Regions from separate parts of the Mus musculus genome. Here region 2 is linked to region 1. The links are chromatin loops, found by intact Hi-C in ENCODE. Cell type or tissue: left cerebral cortex. All regions are shown on one strand.

The links. Peaks named below come from ENCODE experiments on the same cell type or tissue, not always from the same donor. Only the 100,000 strongest peaks of a DNase experiment are listed, where the experiment ranks them.
Region 2: it touches region 1 in a loop (3-fold over the local background); 37 of 42 quality-filtered maps call a loop at or near these places.

The regions. Positions count from the first base shown.
Region 1 is chr1:155,523,163-155,531,162 of GRCm38, reverse strand. Gm5532 (predicted gene 5532) reads left to right here and starts at 4,052. Exons shown (of 2, transcript NR_132128.1): 1 at 4,052-4,137. In left cerebral cortex, no CTCF peak of the experiment used is centred here; DNase peaks (open chromatin) are centred at 1,717, 3,183, 3,734 and 3,971; H3K4me3 peaks cover 311 bases.
Region 2 is chr1:155,303,419-155,311,418 of GRCm38, reverse strand. It overlaps Xpr1 (xenotropic and polytropic retrovirus receptor 1), which reads left to right. Exons shown (of 15, transcript NM_011273.2): 10 at 2,297-2,468; 11 at 3,603-3,797. Among named protein-coding and RNA genes, the nearest start is that of BC034090, 63 kb to the right of the region's middle. In left cerebral cortex, no CTCF peak of the experiment used is centred here; a DNase peak (open chromatin) is centred at 4,260; H3K27ac peaks cover 351 bases.

The DNA of each region.
Region 1 (8,000 bases):
GTCTGGGAAGGTATTCGGGAAGGTTATGCTGAGCAGGGTGACATCATGAAGAACAGCTTCGAGTAATGCTGAAAAAAAAAAGCAAGCCTGTGTTAGAACAAGCTTGGACAAAGAGAAAGTGAAAGAAAGAAAGGAAAAAGGAAGAGAGAAAGGCTGGAAGCAGGCTAGAAGGAGGTCTTCCTCAGAGACCCGTTATTCTCGTTATTCTCCTGTGCCCTTTGGTTCCCATTGATTTCGTGATAAATTATGCATGACCATCTCCACTGGCATTCGGACCCGGCAGTGAGAAATGATGGATGTTCTGGTGACCCGCGTAATTTGTTTGGGTTCAAAACAATTGTCTCAGCCTGTTGCTGAAATCGCTTTCACCGTCTCTACCCACAGTTGAAGGGCTGAGCGGGGCCCAGAGGAAGGAGTGACGGCTGAGATTTCAGCACATAGCTCCAGTGGAGCACCTGCCACTACACAGAACACAGAGCTACAAAGCTTTAGTCATCTTTATCAGAGAAGAGTGAGCAGCACTCAGTTCAATCACATCCGGTAGAAGAGATGAACCAGACACACACCGGGTCCTCTGGAGTGGGAGAGAAGAAATGAGGTAGGCTTACTGAGGGAAAGGAACAGAAAGCAAGGCCTGGTCTGAGCCTACCAGCTCTGCTGGCCCTTCTCTGTGGAGGGCTGGGTCGGGCAGCAACAGAGCAGGAGGCTGGGAAGGACGGGGAAGCAAACATGGCCACTAGACAGCCATCACAAGCCATCATGGACTCTGGGCACCAGCAATCAGGCCTCCAAAATCTGAGGGCAAGAAGAAGGTTTAATCACTCACAAAAGTATTGAAAAGAGAAGTTGTTGGCATTTGTATTTGTCTTCTGGTTTTCTGAACATACATGTAATAGTTTCCACGTCCCCCAGTGTCTGGCGTGTCACAGGTTTTGCCTAGCTCTAGAAGGCTGAGGCAGAGAAAAGTTAGGGGCCCTGTCCAAATGCATGCTTAGGTCCCTTCCAACATAGACAGAAGTTGAGCTAGAGAATTAGAATTAGGGAGGGGGAAGAGTAGAAAGAGGACAGGAAAGCTGAGAAGAACAAACATTCGCAAATGAACAAGCAGGAGACGGCCGAAGAAACTCTAGATGCGTCAGACAGGTTTCTGCCCTTGAAGGGCTTCTGTAAGAGGCGGGAAAAGATGAGAGGCAGTAGTTCAAATCTTGCCACTGGCAGAATGTAGAGGGAATCTCTTGTGTACGGTATGGAACTGGGGTACGGCGGAATAGCCCGAGGTGACAGCAGAAGGGGTCACAACCCAGTGTGGAGACCCAGTGTTGCCACCTGACGTGATCTGGGCCTGAGAAGAACAGGGGTCTGGACTCCGGCATAGGAAGCCTGTGTGTAAGGGCACTGCCCTAAAACGGAGCCAAATCTGAGGCAGTAGCTGCACTTGCCGCAGTGGCTGGGCCGCGACTCGGTGAGTTACTCGGTGAGTGTTTGGGCTGCCCCTCCGGGAGAGTCGTTGCAGCCCGGGGCACAGAAATATTTGGAACACCTTAGAGTCTGTCCCATCTGGAGCCAGAGTACTTTTGTGCTGTTGTTAATCTGCACCCTATCTGCATCTGAGGCTGGGGACCTGAGGATCCTCCTGTCCCAGGGAGGAAGAGCAGGCCATAGAGCCACCGTGGACAGTGTGGTTGGCTTTACAAACATGCCGGGTACGGACTAATTAAAATGTGCTACACCAGCTCTGGGTGAGTCACCTAATGTAATCAGAAGTGACAAACTGCTCCTGGCATAGAGCCCACGACAGCCTTTCTGTCCATTTGCAGCCCTGGGTTGATTAGCTCAGTAACTAACAGTGTTTCAGGATTGTATTTTTCTTTCTACCTGTGACAGTGTAAATGTGATAGGTTCCATTTCTCTTCCAGATCCTCTTGCCTTTGCTGGTCTCTGTTGCTGTCTGTGGTACATCCATCACTCCCAGGTTTCAAATCCTGCTTCCTGCTCCATCTCTTCCTCCTCCAGCCTCCCCCCTCTCCTGCCCCCCCCCCCTTAAGCACAAGCAAAGCCCAGACATTGCCTGTCTCCTCTCCGTAGTAGAGCAGCGCTAACACAAAGCAGTTGTACGTAGCAGACTTTTCCAAAGATGTTGTGGCTAATGAGAACAGACAGAGCTATTATTGCCTAGAGCAGGAAATCATTTCAAGTTTAACATCAGATGTTATTGTTCCTAGAAACGCGTTGGCCATTCCTTCTGTGAAGAATCTCTGCCTGTTTGTGTCCCTCCTTGGCATCCCCAGGGCACTCTGAAGCCAAAGCTGTCTAAAAGGAGATCAAGAAATATCCCATCTGTCTATATGGATGGAGCTATTATTTATTAAGAGCCAGGGACTCTCCTAACCACGTACTGTATCTTTCTGAATACTCTGTATGCTTTCCCGTGGGACTCGTTTTTTTTGTGTGCAGTCTCCTGTGGGAGTTTTTTTGTTGTTGTTTGTTTTGTTTTCTTTGAGGAAACGTGAGAGTTGGGATCTGAACCCTGCTCCTTCTTCTCCAAGCCCGTGTTTCTAATTGCTATGCAGCTGCCCTGTACCGCCCCACACACTCCTTAGATCATCAGAATTCAGATCTGTTACTTACCCCTTAACTCAGCAAAGTTTTCTGTAGAGTCAGGCAAAAATTCCCCTAACATTTTCTCCCATGCAATTGAATCCTTTGCTCTGGCAAATCCCCCTCCCCCTCCCCCTCCCCCTCCCCAAGAGAACTTTCCTGTCCGCTCTGATCTCCTTCCCAGAGGCGCCTCACTGACTCTTCTAGATAACATTTTGCTGTCTCTGTCCCTACTCCCCTTTCTCCTACTGTCAGCTCACCTAAGGAAAGAGCCTCATTTTATCCTGGGAACTAGAGTCTGTTCATTTGTTCTACCCCTCTTTGAGGCAGGTGAACCCAGCAGGCAACAACACACCGCATCTCTCAGGTATTTCTCCCACAGTTGGGAGCAGGAGAGCGCTGGAGCTAACGCTGTATTTTCTTCCTCTTATCTCCTCTGCCTTCTCAAAGCTGGGCTTGGCATTCCATTAAGCCAGGACAGTCTGCCTTCCTGTGTCCTCATAATTCTAAATTATGTCCTTGCCATTGACTGGGATAATAGCCCCAGATAAGAGGGAGCTTTTGCATGACCTTGGCTCTGACAGACGCTCACGAGAACCAAGTCTGTATAAACCTGAGGGGAGAAATGACAACTCGGCGGCTCGAAGGAACACACAGTCCTGTCTCCAAACACCAAGAGACGATGAGTCACAAACCAGTGAGCAGATTTTAGAGAGTGGGGTGGGCTACCTATTTGCCTTTTTTTTTTTTTTTAAGAAGGAGAGAGAAAGACATGCCGCCAGTGTTGGAGTGCAGTGATCTGTGAGATAATGATGGAAAGCAGACAGGGGAAGCCAGGTTATAAAAATGTTGGGCAGGAGATAAGGGGTCCAGGTGGTCAGGAGCAGTGGAGCTGGCCTGAGAGAAGACTGACTCTGGCTAATGAAGGCCTGTGGCCACATTCCTGGAGAACAGTGGGAGAGGGTAAGCAGGCCCCAAGTAGAGTATAGCAGAAACAAAGGTGGGGGTGGGGTGGGAGAGAATGAGAGCGGCCTGTTCAAGGGACAATGAGTCACCCACTTGGCTTTTCTGTTCTCTCAACAGCTGCCACATAATAGCAGGCATCTAACAGGTTATCATTTCTTCCCTTAAAGATCTCAAAAATAAAGTTAGAGACCCAAATTCTCAATTTGGAAAATTCTCTCGTGATGTCAGCGCTCAGAGCCCGGGGAGGTGATAATTCCTGAGGCCAAGGTGAACCTGGGCCCTGGCAAAGTTCTCACCCTCGCTGGCTGGGAACTCCGTTTATTTAATGCTCTGGTGATTTGGGGATTCTGTTTTAGGAAAACCTAAAAATAACCTGGTCAAATCTTGCTTTAATTAGTAAGCATCGGGGTTGATTCTGACATTCTCCTAGCCGATCACAAGCTTTTCCACTGTCTTACTTTAGAAGCCGTGGAGCCAGGAAGTGTCTGTCGGCGGGAACTAATCCTGGTCACATTACTACACAAATGTCCCGGTGGCTTCACATCAGTCCTGCTGGTCTCTGCAAACTTCCAGGTATGTGTTCAGAGAGGCTGGGTTGTGAGTTCTTCTCCCTAGACACTACCGAAGCAGCCCCAGTCCAAGCCTGATGTAGGGGGGCGGACGGGTCTTCTCTGTTACAGAAGAGGCTGCTTTTCCAGAACTCTTTATTGAGGAGCTCGCTCTGCATCTGGCTCAACCTAGAAAGAATCAATCTTTTACCTACTATCATTGTTTCAAAAGCCACTTTTTAACCAGTCTCTCTTTCCTATTGGTTACTGTTTATCTCCAGTGCATTCAGATAGGGAATTGTTTTAACAAAGAAAGGAAGGAAGGAAGGAAGGAAGGAAGGAAGGAAGGAAGGAAGGAAGGAAGGAAGGAAGGAAGAAAGGAAGAAAGAAAGAAAATAAAAAAAGGAAAGAGAGGAAGAAGAAGGAGGAGGAGGAGGAGGAGGAGGAAAAAGAGAGAGAGAGAGAGAGAAAACACTTGTCAGTGTACGGAAGGAACACTTGAGATACCCTGTTCTCTTAGTCATCTGGAAATGCTAGGGAAAAACCAGCTAAGCCTCCTGGGTACATGAAAGTCACCTTTCCCCAGCTCAAAAATCACATTTCAAAGGGTGTTTGGTGCAAAAGCAAGGCAAGTAAAACCTACCCACAAAATAGTGTTAAGGGGAGTACACTGTTTTCCACAACAGAGCACAGCTGGTCTGGGACACACTCAGAAACAGCAGTGAGCAAACCCGACTGCAGGGAGCCAGGTGGCCTTGAGCAGAACACCTAACATCTCTCCACGTTCTCATTTCATTTAGAAATCAAGTGGGAAACACCCACTGTGCTTTGTCTCACGGTGACCAAAGGAAAAGAAATACGTCTAAAAGCACTTTGTAAACCTCAGGGCTTTATCGGTAACGCTTAAAGAAATCACAGAGGTGAATATTTGGGGACATACCTGGTGCAAAGCTTTATTTGTAAGTGGGTAGGAGTGGTACCTGTGAGCATACACAGGTCAAAACAACCCCCAGAATTGGTTTTCATCTTTAAAAGGTTACCAACTCACTTATAGTGTGTGTATATGTTACATGTCTGGGGGAGGAAGTGTGTAGGTCAGAGGACAACTTTTTGAAGTCATTTTCTCCCTCCATCTTTATACATCTTTTCATGGGTTCTCTGAATTGAACTTAGGTTGTCAGACTCTCTCATTATTATTATTATTATTATTATTATTATTATTATTATTATTATTAATTTGAGACAAGGTCTCACTATGTAGCCCTGGCTATCCTAGAACCCATGGTATATATCAGACTGGCCTCTAACTCACAGAGATCTACTTGGCTCTGCCTCCAGAGTGCTGGGACTCAAGGCACATGCCACTATACCCAGGCACATGCCACTATATATTTATTTTTGTGCTTTTTATTTTTATTTATTTATTTTTCTTCTGAGAACATCTAGGGATGGAACTCGGTTTTTCATGCTTGTGAGGCAAAGGCTTTTTTCTCAGAGCCTCTTTCAAAATGGCACTGTGGGGTATCTGCTATTTTATGTGATTTAAATCCCATGATTAGCAGGTTATTAATTAATACCCTAAGAACATACTGTTCTGCTATTACTTTGTCTTCCAGACGAACCATTTATCTCCGTACTTGTCGCTTAGGATTCTCTCCACGGAGTAAAAATGTTTGGAAGATCTGGGAGGAAATGGAGTGACATTTTTCTAAGTGTCTTCTGTCCAGAGACAAAGAACTTTCTCTTAGACCTCATAGGACAGTTGACCTGACAACATGGAGCAGGTCTAGAAGAAGGAGAAAATACCCTGAGAACAACTGACCAGGAGAACTGGAATCAACCAGTTAGAATGCCTGGAGAATCCCAGTCTGGTGAGGGAGGTCCTTCCGGGGTGAACAGAACACAGGAAGACTCCATGGTCCCAGGGAGGTAGAGTGGGAGGCTGCCCAGCCCCCTCCCTCAGCTCCACTCCCTTTTGAAGCCTAATCAATAAGAATGTCACAGAGGCGCTTTTCTAAGAAGGCGATGATTCGTGATTCAGGAAAAACCAGGGAGCCTTGGGAGGCAAATCAATACCCCAATCTCCTAGTGACTGGCGTGCTCAAAACATCCAATAGCTTGGGGTCCCCTTCTGGAGCTTATTTTCAAACTGATTTCTGACTCATTTCCATTTGAGACAAAACCATTACACTAGTTGATGCTAACAGGCAGGAAACTGGGCCCCTAAGTTTGCTAAATGAAATATTATTTCTCCCCTGCCTTTCCACATCACCGGCCTTTGCTTATTTGGTGAAAGAAACCAAAGAACATTTTACCTCAGTCCTGACAGCTCAGGTTGACAGCTGCCACAGTCTTGTGGGACCCTCCTCAATGCCCTCCTATATTTACAGGACAAATAACCCCAGGGTTTCCCTCTCAAGTGAGCATTTGAAGGACCCGCAGCCCTGTAGCAATGTAGAACCAGATGGGTAGTGTCTGGTCAGGGCCCTACTCTATCCCCACTCTCTCTGCTCTCTACTGAGCCTGCCTCTACTTCCTAGTGCCTGAGGCCCTGTTCTTTCTTTATCTACATTAGTTACAGCAGCAACAGCTCGAAGACTGTTTTGTTGTTGATTTGGTTTGGTTTGGTTTTTTCCTATAAAAGAAGTGGAGAAGGAAATTTTTCTTTGAGTGGCATTTTGACTAACAGAGAGTGAGGTCATAGAACATTTCTTTTTTTGAGGCAGGGTTTCTCTGTATAGCCCTGGCTGTCTTAGAACTCACTTTGTAGACCAGGCTGGCCTCGAACTCAGAAATCCGCCTGCCTCTGCCTCCCTAGTGCTGGGATTAAAGGCGTGCACCACCACGCCCGGCTGAACATTTCTGCATCTACCTTGGAACAATGGATTATTTATACTTCACAAGTAAATGGAAGATAAAGCTTGGTACAAAGAGACAGTTAACTGTCTACGTATTAAAAACTTCCGAGTAGCCGGGCGTGGTGGCGCATGCCTTTAATCCCAGCACTCAGGAGGCAGAGGCAGGAGGATCTCTGAGTTCGAGGCCAGCCTGGTCTACAAAGTGAGTTCCAGGACAGCCAGGGCTATACAGAGAAACCCTGTCTTGAAAAACCAAAAAAAAAAAAAAAAAAAAAAAAAAACCCTTCGGAACTAGAGAGGTCTGCCCCCCACTACTACAGATGAGCAGGCATATGGTGGGGGATGGGAAAGAGAAGCTGAGTGGGTTTTGTACTAGGAAGAAGGCAGAACTGGGCACTCAAGGGTGGTAAGGAACAGCCTGATGTGAGTAGCCTGTGCTGCCACCTGAGGCCCTGGGGATGTCCCAGCCCATGCTGCTGCAGAGGACTATGTCTGGGTCCATGACCCTACAGTAGTAGGGGTCTGTGTCGATGTCTGTGGCCCATGCTACCACAAAAGGATGTCCCTGGTTTGGGCTGGGGCCATGTTGATGTCTGTGGGCTGCACAGAGCTCCCTCTGCCCCTTGCCTGGGAGAGGTGGCCCTGATGGTGTGAGCTCAGGAAAACTAGCAAGCTAACCCAGGCCCAGATTCAAGGCTTTGAGCTGGCTTACTCCAGCATCTAGTCCATCTATGAGCTGTAGGAGCCAGAGAAAGGGCTGGTCCTGTATAACCAAAGGTGCAGGATCTCCATGACACCGGGCAACAACAAAATATCCTAGAGGAGTCCTGGTGAGGATCCAGTACTGATGGTGTAAACGGGAGCCAGTGTCCTTGAACCAGACCTTTGTAATGAACATCTGCCACGAAAGCTGTTTGGGGGTGGGAGGAGAGGTATACAAACCACGTGACACACCACAGTTTCCATAGCAAGATTGTTTTGTTTGGTTGGTTTTGTTTTCTTTTGGGGTGGAGGGCAGATACTGAAGGAT
Region 2 (8,000 bases), 220 kb after region 1:
CCCTTCCAAAAAAAAAAGAAGCCTAAGCACTGTAAGTCCTAACTCTCTGCAATGTTGGTATGTCTGATCTAGTGTGCTCTATTTATACTCAGTGGGGTTTTGTCCTCTTTCCTGTCTCTGTATTTGCTCAACTAGAAATCCAATTAGGAGGCACAAGTAAAGCCCCAGATTTTCCAATAGTAACATTACCGTGTTCTTTTAGTAGCTAACTAAAGATTTAACATGGAGTCCTTAGTAATATCATTTAGAGATCAGTTTGTTTTGTTTTCTTATTGTTGTTGTTTTCAAGGCAGGGTATCTAGGTGTGGCCCTGTTTGTCCTGTCCTGGAACCCCATCTGCAAAAAAGGCTAGTCTTGAAAGCACCTAAATCTGTCTGCCTCCGCCTCCCAAGTCCTGGGACTAAAGGCATGTGCCACTACCACCTGGCTATAGATCAGTTTTTAACCAATATTTTCTTTAGTAGTATAATAAAATTGTATGTACATGCACATGAACTTAAGGGGCTGGAGAGATGGCTCAGTGGTTAAGAGCACAGGCTGCCTTCCAGAAGTCTCAGGTTTGATTCTCAGCACTCAAATGGTAGTTCAAAACTGCCTATAATTCCAGTTCCAGAAGATCATGGAACCAAAAGATATCAGTCTCAGAGACCAGTATTTCAAAACTTGTTATTATTGTTTCCAAATCTAGCTTCAATACAGTATCTGTTATAGATGACAGCCAGGATGATTCGTACTATATAGTCATGTGTCTCTGAGAGAAATGCTTATAGAATGAGTAGAAAGAGCCAGCCACATCTGAGAGGAGGGTTGCCATAGATTCCCAGGTTGAATGTGTCTACTAAATGAATACAGCTATACATCCAGAGAGCTAGGAATTTTAACGCATTTTCAAAATTACTACTGTGTCAGAGGAATACTTTATTATTATCTTATACATTTTCTTTTGTATAATAAAACAAGGGAATCTAAGAGGATAAAGATAAAAGCTATCTTTATCCATACTCCTTCGTGCAGGATTGTCCGGGTCCTTTGAACAACTTGAGTTTATCCCTGGTGGATTGCACTAGTGTCTGATCCTGCTCTGCAGTGCCAGGATTTCCTTTGCAATTATAACAGGTTTATACAGAACATGTCAAGATGAGTTTGTGTTAATGGGAATAACAAAGGACCTAGCTTTGGAACTGCTATGAGAGAAGGTTAAGCATGCTGCTACATACCTATGATCCTAGCACTTCGTGAGTAAAGGCAGGAGAATTTCAAGTTAGAGGCCAGCCTGGGCTACATAGTGAGGTCTGTCTCAACCTACTCCCCTTAAGAAAAGAATTGTTATAAAAATTGAGCTATACTATTCCATAAACCCTAAGAGAATATATTACATGAGTTAGTGTTCAGTAAGTTTGCTTAATAGATTTATCATTATTTTCAGAATAGTGGTCAGAGAGGTGATTTTTGTGGAAATTACAAGGTGAACATAGTCATTGCCATCACATTAGTGAAATCAATATTACATAGGCTAGGGTGCAATTAAGTGGTAGAGTGCTTGCCTTATATGCACAAAGTCCTGGGTTCGAAACCCAATGCTGTAAGAATGTCATTTAGGTTAGAGAATGTGACATGCCTCAGATGATGTAATCACCTTCTCTGCCTGTTCACACACACACACACACACACACACACACACACACACACACACACACACACACACACCTGGTTTTTTTGAGACAGGGTTTTTCTGTGCAGCCTTGGTTCTAGAACTAACTGTATACCAGGCTGGCCTCAAACTCGAAGATCTGCTTGCCCCTGCCTCCCTAGTGTTGGGATTAAAGGTGTGCGCTACCACTGTCTGGCCCTTCCTGTCTTTTCTAGGCAAAGAATGTCTCCTATCCAGGAAATGCTTTGTAGCATAACACCAGGTTGCCTTTCTGTGCTGCCATCAGCTTCTTCTTGACAGGGTCTTACTCTGTAGCTCAGGCTAGCCTCAAGCTTGTTGCAGTCCTGCCTCAGCTTTCTAAATGCCGGCTTACGGCAATGAACCACTATGCCTAGTATATTCTCCCTCCTCTTGCTTTCTGTTTTTTACCTGCCAACAACCCCATACTCACCACGAGCACTGTTTACCTTTTCACTCAACTCTTTCCTACTTTCCTACTTGACCTAACCTCATTGTCTGGGCTTTGTGTGTGTCTGTGATTTATTGGTTTCCTTTTCATCAGCAGTCACTCTGAATGGTCAGTCAGCCTTGAACTGGAGAACTGTTTCTGTGTTTTCTCATTTTTTTTTCCTTTCTTTTTCTCAGTTTCGAGTATTTACTGCTCCCTTCCATAAGGTAGGCTTTGCTGATTTCTGGCTGGCCGATCAGCTGAACAGCCTGTCAGTGATTCTCATGGACCTGGAATATATGATCTGCTTCTACAGTTTTGAGCTTAAATGGGATGAGAGTAAGGGCCTGTTGCCAAATGATCCACAAGGTAGAGTATGATTTTGTATTCACACTGCTGGATTGCCAGCATAAACCAAGAACTATTGGGAATGATAACTGCAACAGTTAAGGTCATGATGAAAACTCATCCAATAGCATTACACATGTAATTAAATGTGCTTGGCACTCTGCTAGCAATCTCCTTATTGAAATCATTTGGCTTTTAAGTTGTGTTAGGGTTTTAGTCAACCATTTGCCAAGAAATTTACAACTTACACTTAAAGAATTCTGCAGTTATCTCTCAACGTTCATATGTGTTGGTAGCTATATCACAAATCCTAGAGTGCCAGCAATTTGTCCTCACAGAAATGCTCAAGATGCCATTGTAGGTGTCAGTGATCTAAGTACTGATTGCTTAGAATCAGGTCAAGTGCCTTGAGAACATCCTGGTCAATTCAGAAGTCTTGACCTTCTAGCTCTTTACCCAGGCTTGGGTAATGCCAATTTCTGTAGTTAGCATTCATAACAGGTCTAATATAGACAGTTCTATAGCATATTCTCACAAAAGATTATGATACATTGGGTGTGGCAGCCTACCAAGCCTCTGTAGTCCCACCATTGAGGAGGCTGAAACCATAGAATAGTCCCTGGACAGCCTGGGATGCATAATGAAATCCTGTCTCAAAAACTACAACCACTCCAAAGCAGCAATAAAAACCAATAATGAAGCACAGGCTTGTTCTTAATTAGAAGGGAGGCCACAGAAGATGTACTCGGGGTCTGTTTTATAGTAGCTTGCCACTTATAAAACTGTCATGGTACCTGTGATGTTTTTAGGTTTTCCATATGTTTAAAGTCATAGAACAAAGCACGTGTTTTTCTTCCTTTTATTCTTAGACACTTTTCCTATAGCTTTATTACACTTGAAACAAAAAATAAAAAACTTTCGATTCTAGGATACTCAGAAATCTCAAAGAACATATTTTCCCGGTGGTCGCCTTGGCTTATCAGCCACTAAAGACCGTGAACAAATGGCACCTGCACAGGAGAAAGTGACTGTGAACCCACAGGCTGGGGTCTTATGCACACACTGATGGGGAGTTGTACTGTGTGACTAAAGGATGTGAACAATTCATCTTTTTGAACTGTAATTTTTTTTCCTTCTTCTTTGAAATCTTCACAGAACCAGAATTTTGCCACAAATATTCATATGGTGTGCGAGCCATTGTTCAATGTATTCCAGCTTGGCTTCGCTTCATCCAGTGCCTGCGCCGGTACCGTGACACGAGGAGGGCTTTTCCTCATCTAGTAAATGCTGGCAAATACTCCACAACTTTCTTCACCGTGACATTTGCAGCCCTTTACAGCACTCACGAAGGTATGCTGAGCTTTTGACATCTTAGCTCTTACTTCTCAAATCTGCTTTCCTGGACTTTGCCATCCCTGCTGCTGGTTCTGCTGAGGCGCCAGACCCTGGTTATCTCAGTTTAGCCTTGAACACAGTTTTAATCTCATTTCAATGGATATTAGCAAATATCATGAACAAGACTTGCAGTCAGTTGGGTAAGAATTGTGATGTTGTTTGAATCCTGACTGATGCTCAATGGCTTTAACCTATGGATGCCTTGGGTTTTCATTTACTGGTTTAGAAGGTATTTTTGAGATTTCCTTGTTCATTAATGAGGTTAAGAGATGGCTAGGTGCACAAGAATCCCTCTGGCAATCAAGTATATTTTTAATCATTTTCTTTCACCAACTAGTAAGGATTGTTTCCAGCCCATTTAACTGCAAATTGAGTTCTCTGATCCCTCTAGTTTCTCGTCTCCATGGCAACCTGCTATTACTTGCTACTGCTCTTCTGTTGGGAAGAGAAAAAAAGCTTTTAAGTTCAGAGCCACATGCTGAACACTCCTTTTGAATTTTTAACCTTTCCCCAAGAACTGTCAATCAGTGATTTCCCTTCCTTGTATTAAAATGCTTTCCTTCTTTGTCTGCTGAATAGACAGCGTCAGCCCACACCTTGAACAGTGCAAAGAGATGTGACTAATGCAGATGAGTAGAGTGCTTTTTAAATACTCAGGTAAATCGTTCTCAGTAACCTTTTTTGTGAGGCTGTATTGGGAGATTTATTCAGAGGTACAAAACTACTGTTGCTCTAACTTGTATCTGATGTCATGACAGACGAGGACACAGCACCATGAGATTGGTGCCTCTGAGCGTATACACTAGGACATAGATTCTGTGCTTAGAATAGTATTGATAAATGTAGCCAATAATTTTGCCACCAGGTCACCATTCTTGCTAAGTGATAGGATGTGATTGAGTACCTCAGTGAAGGAAGCATCCCCACAGCTCCTATAATTTTAGTTCTTGCTAGGGAATGCCAGTAGTCAGTACCAGCATGCACTGTGATTTATAAAGTTATTAGAGAATTTGTAAATTTGACAATTAATTTGGTGCAAGATGCTATGTGGCTCCTTTTGCTAAATTATCAGAGACACACCTGCCTCCCATCTTAGGTAAAAATGGCTACTTGAATATATTATACTAGTAATATATTCATTAAGAAGCTGAAAGTTGCCCAGGCTGTTGGTGCTGTTGACACAAATACAGTACTCACTTCAGGAAATAAGAGATAGTTTATTCTTGAGGCAAACATAAGTAACGGTAACCTGGGAGCACAGATTCAGGTTGTAACCATTGGAAGTGGTTACGTTAGATTTTATTAGTTACAGAACAAAGAAAATCATAAATGAAGGTATTTACTGAACACATTGATGGTGACTACAAGTAAGCAGGCCACGGCAAACCCAAGGGAAACTCTGTAGAGGTCTGGGATGTCTGATAAAATTTTTAGCTTTTAGATTGGTAAGGTTAGTGTTCTGCTAAGCATACATTTTAGGGCTATAGCGATAACTCAGTAAAATGCTTGCTGCACAAACTTGAGTATGTGAATTTGGTCCCCAACACCTATGTAAAGGCTGTGCATGGCAGCAAGCACCTATAATCCCAGCTCTGGGGAGATGGACATTGTGACTTGCTTGCCAGTCATACTAATCATGTCATTGAGCTCTAGGTTAAATCAGAGACCCTGTCTCAAAAAATAACGTAGAGAATGACTGGGGAAAACACTCAAAGAACACATTTGACAGATTTCCGTAGCCACAGAGTTGTTCAGATACAGGAGTGGACAGCGAGTGGCTTTAAAGGGACAGTGTAAGTAATCTGGTCCAGGTGTTCTCACTACATACAGTCAAGAGGCTCAGCCATGACGTGCAGCCTCAGACCAGCCTAGCAAGACCCTGTCTCAAAATAAGTATAATGGGGAATGTAGCTTACCTATTATTATGCATGAAGTTCTTGTGTTCAGACCTCAGCACAGTGTAAGAAAAAGTACAAAGAAGGCTGGGATGGGCCAGCAAAATGGCTTCACAGGTAAAGGCACCTGCAGCCAAGCCTGACAGCCTGAGTTCAGGCCCTGAGTACCCATGGTGGACGGAGAGAACTGCCTGCTTCAGGTTGTTTTCTGACCTCTGCATTTGCACAGTTGGCGTATGTGGAAATGGATGTTCTGTCCTCAGTATCACAAGGAGTTGGGGAATGCGAACAGAGGTTTGACCCAACATAATTTATCAATTTATCTTTAAATGAAGCAGTTCTGTACTAGGGGGGAAAAATATATATATATATCCTATTTAACTATAGTTTAATGTGTAGTTTTACATTGACATATTTGATACATTGATGACTTATCTGCTACATATATATGTAAACTGTAAATTATATTCTTTTCTCAAAAACAACAAAAAAGATGTCAGATTATATCCTTTCACTACAAGGTGCTAAGAGAATTTTCCCCATATCTGTCTTAAAATTATTGGGCTTTGTTTAGCTATAGATACTAAGGAATGGTTAGATTGGTAAATTTTATGGAGGTTTGAAAGGCTTCAAAATAGAGTACTACTTTGTATAAGCAGTGTATCAGAAAAGCCCCCAGCAGAAGTCTCTCACATAGCCTGATAGGCCCCAGATGAAGGCTGATGTCCAGATGACGTGTAGCTGAGGATGACCATGAACGTCTGGTCCTTCTGCCTCCACTGCCCATGTTCTGGGAATACAGGTGTGAGCTGCTCTGCTTGTCTCTTTATTTCTTTTTTGTGATACCAGGATTGTGCTCAGGGCCTGAGTGTGGTGTGCCAAGCAGTCACTTTGCCATGGGGCTCATGCCAGCCTCACCTTGCAATGTGAAGGAGAAGCAATCCTGTTTCCTACTTCTGTTTGCCTTGGCCCCATTTGTCATGACTGTTTTTGTCTCACACATAGCCATATCTTTAAAGTGGAGATAATAATACCTATGTCTATTTACTTCACAGAATTTATTTTAAGACTTGCTCCTGAAATCACAGTATAGACTCTATAGGTGTGCTACATGAATGGCATGGAGAGGAAAATGGAGAGACCATTTATTGTTTATGTTGGTCATATTCCTAAAGTTTTAAAAATATTTTATGATTGCTGCATATTGAATACATCAATAAGTTTTTTACCAAAAAGCCTAGAACTTGGAATGACAAAATTTTTAACATTTGAATTGTGACCAGGTTTCATTTTTTTCCTTCCTTCCTTCCTTCCTTCCTTCCTTCCTTCCTTCCTTCCTTCCTTCCTTCCTTCCTTCCTTCCTTCCTTCCTTCCTTCCTTCCTTCCTTCCTTCCTTCCTTCCTTCCTTCCTTCAAGATACGGTCTCATGTCAGGTGATATCAGTGCATGCCTTTAATCCCAGCAGAGGAAGGTAGATCTTTGAGTTTAAGGCAACCCTTGTCTATAGAGTGAGTTCCAGAATAGCAAGGGTTACACAGAAAAGCCCTGTCTTGAAGAGGGAGGGGACAGGGGGGGGGGGGGACGGGAGACAAGGTTTTACATAAAAATTAACAAAAGACAGGGCCGGGCCACACATAGGTCCGGCTAGCTTCAAACTCATTAGGTAGCAAGCATGACTTTGAAGTTCGGATCCTCTTTTCTCTGTTTTCCTTCTTGGGTGCTGGGATTATTACATGGATGTGTAACAGCACCCAGTTTTATGTGGTGATGGGCATCAGACTCAGGGCTTCATGCATGCTAGGCAAACATTCTACCAATTGGGCCATTGCCTCAGCCTTAAGTTACGTTATTTTCTTGAACAGTGTCTTAAAAAAACAAAGACTTTAGAAATAATAACTGAGTCAAAAGAATGAAGTCAAAATGACTAATTATGTAGATACTTTTCTATTGAGTGTGTGTGCTGTTGCAAAAGAAACATTATGAGGAAAGAAGAGTAAAACATCATGTCACAACCTTGCTCAGGCTCTGATGTGATTCTTTTCAAAGAACTAGCCTGCCAGGGTTACCATAGTAACAGCATTATATTAAGTGCACTTTCAAAATTGTTATGGAGGTTGTTTTATACAGTGCTGCGTGATTTGTAAAAATGGAGGTGTACGCATTAACTCTGTACCTAGAATCAGTTTTGAGGTGAGGATTTAGGCAGCCTATTTAGGGAGATTAATCATGATAATATTTCAGTTTGGCCTCTTTTGTTATATTA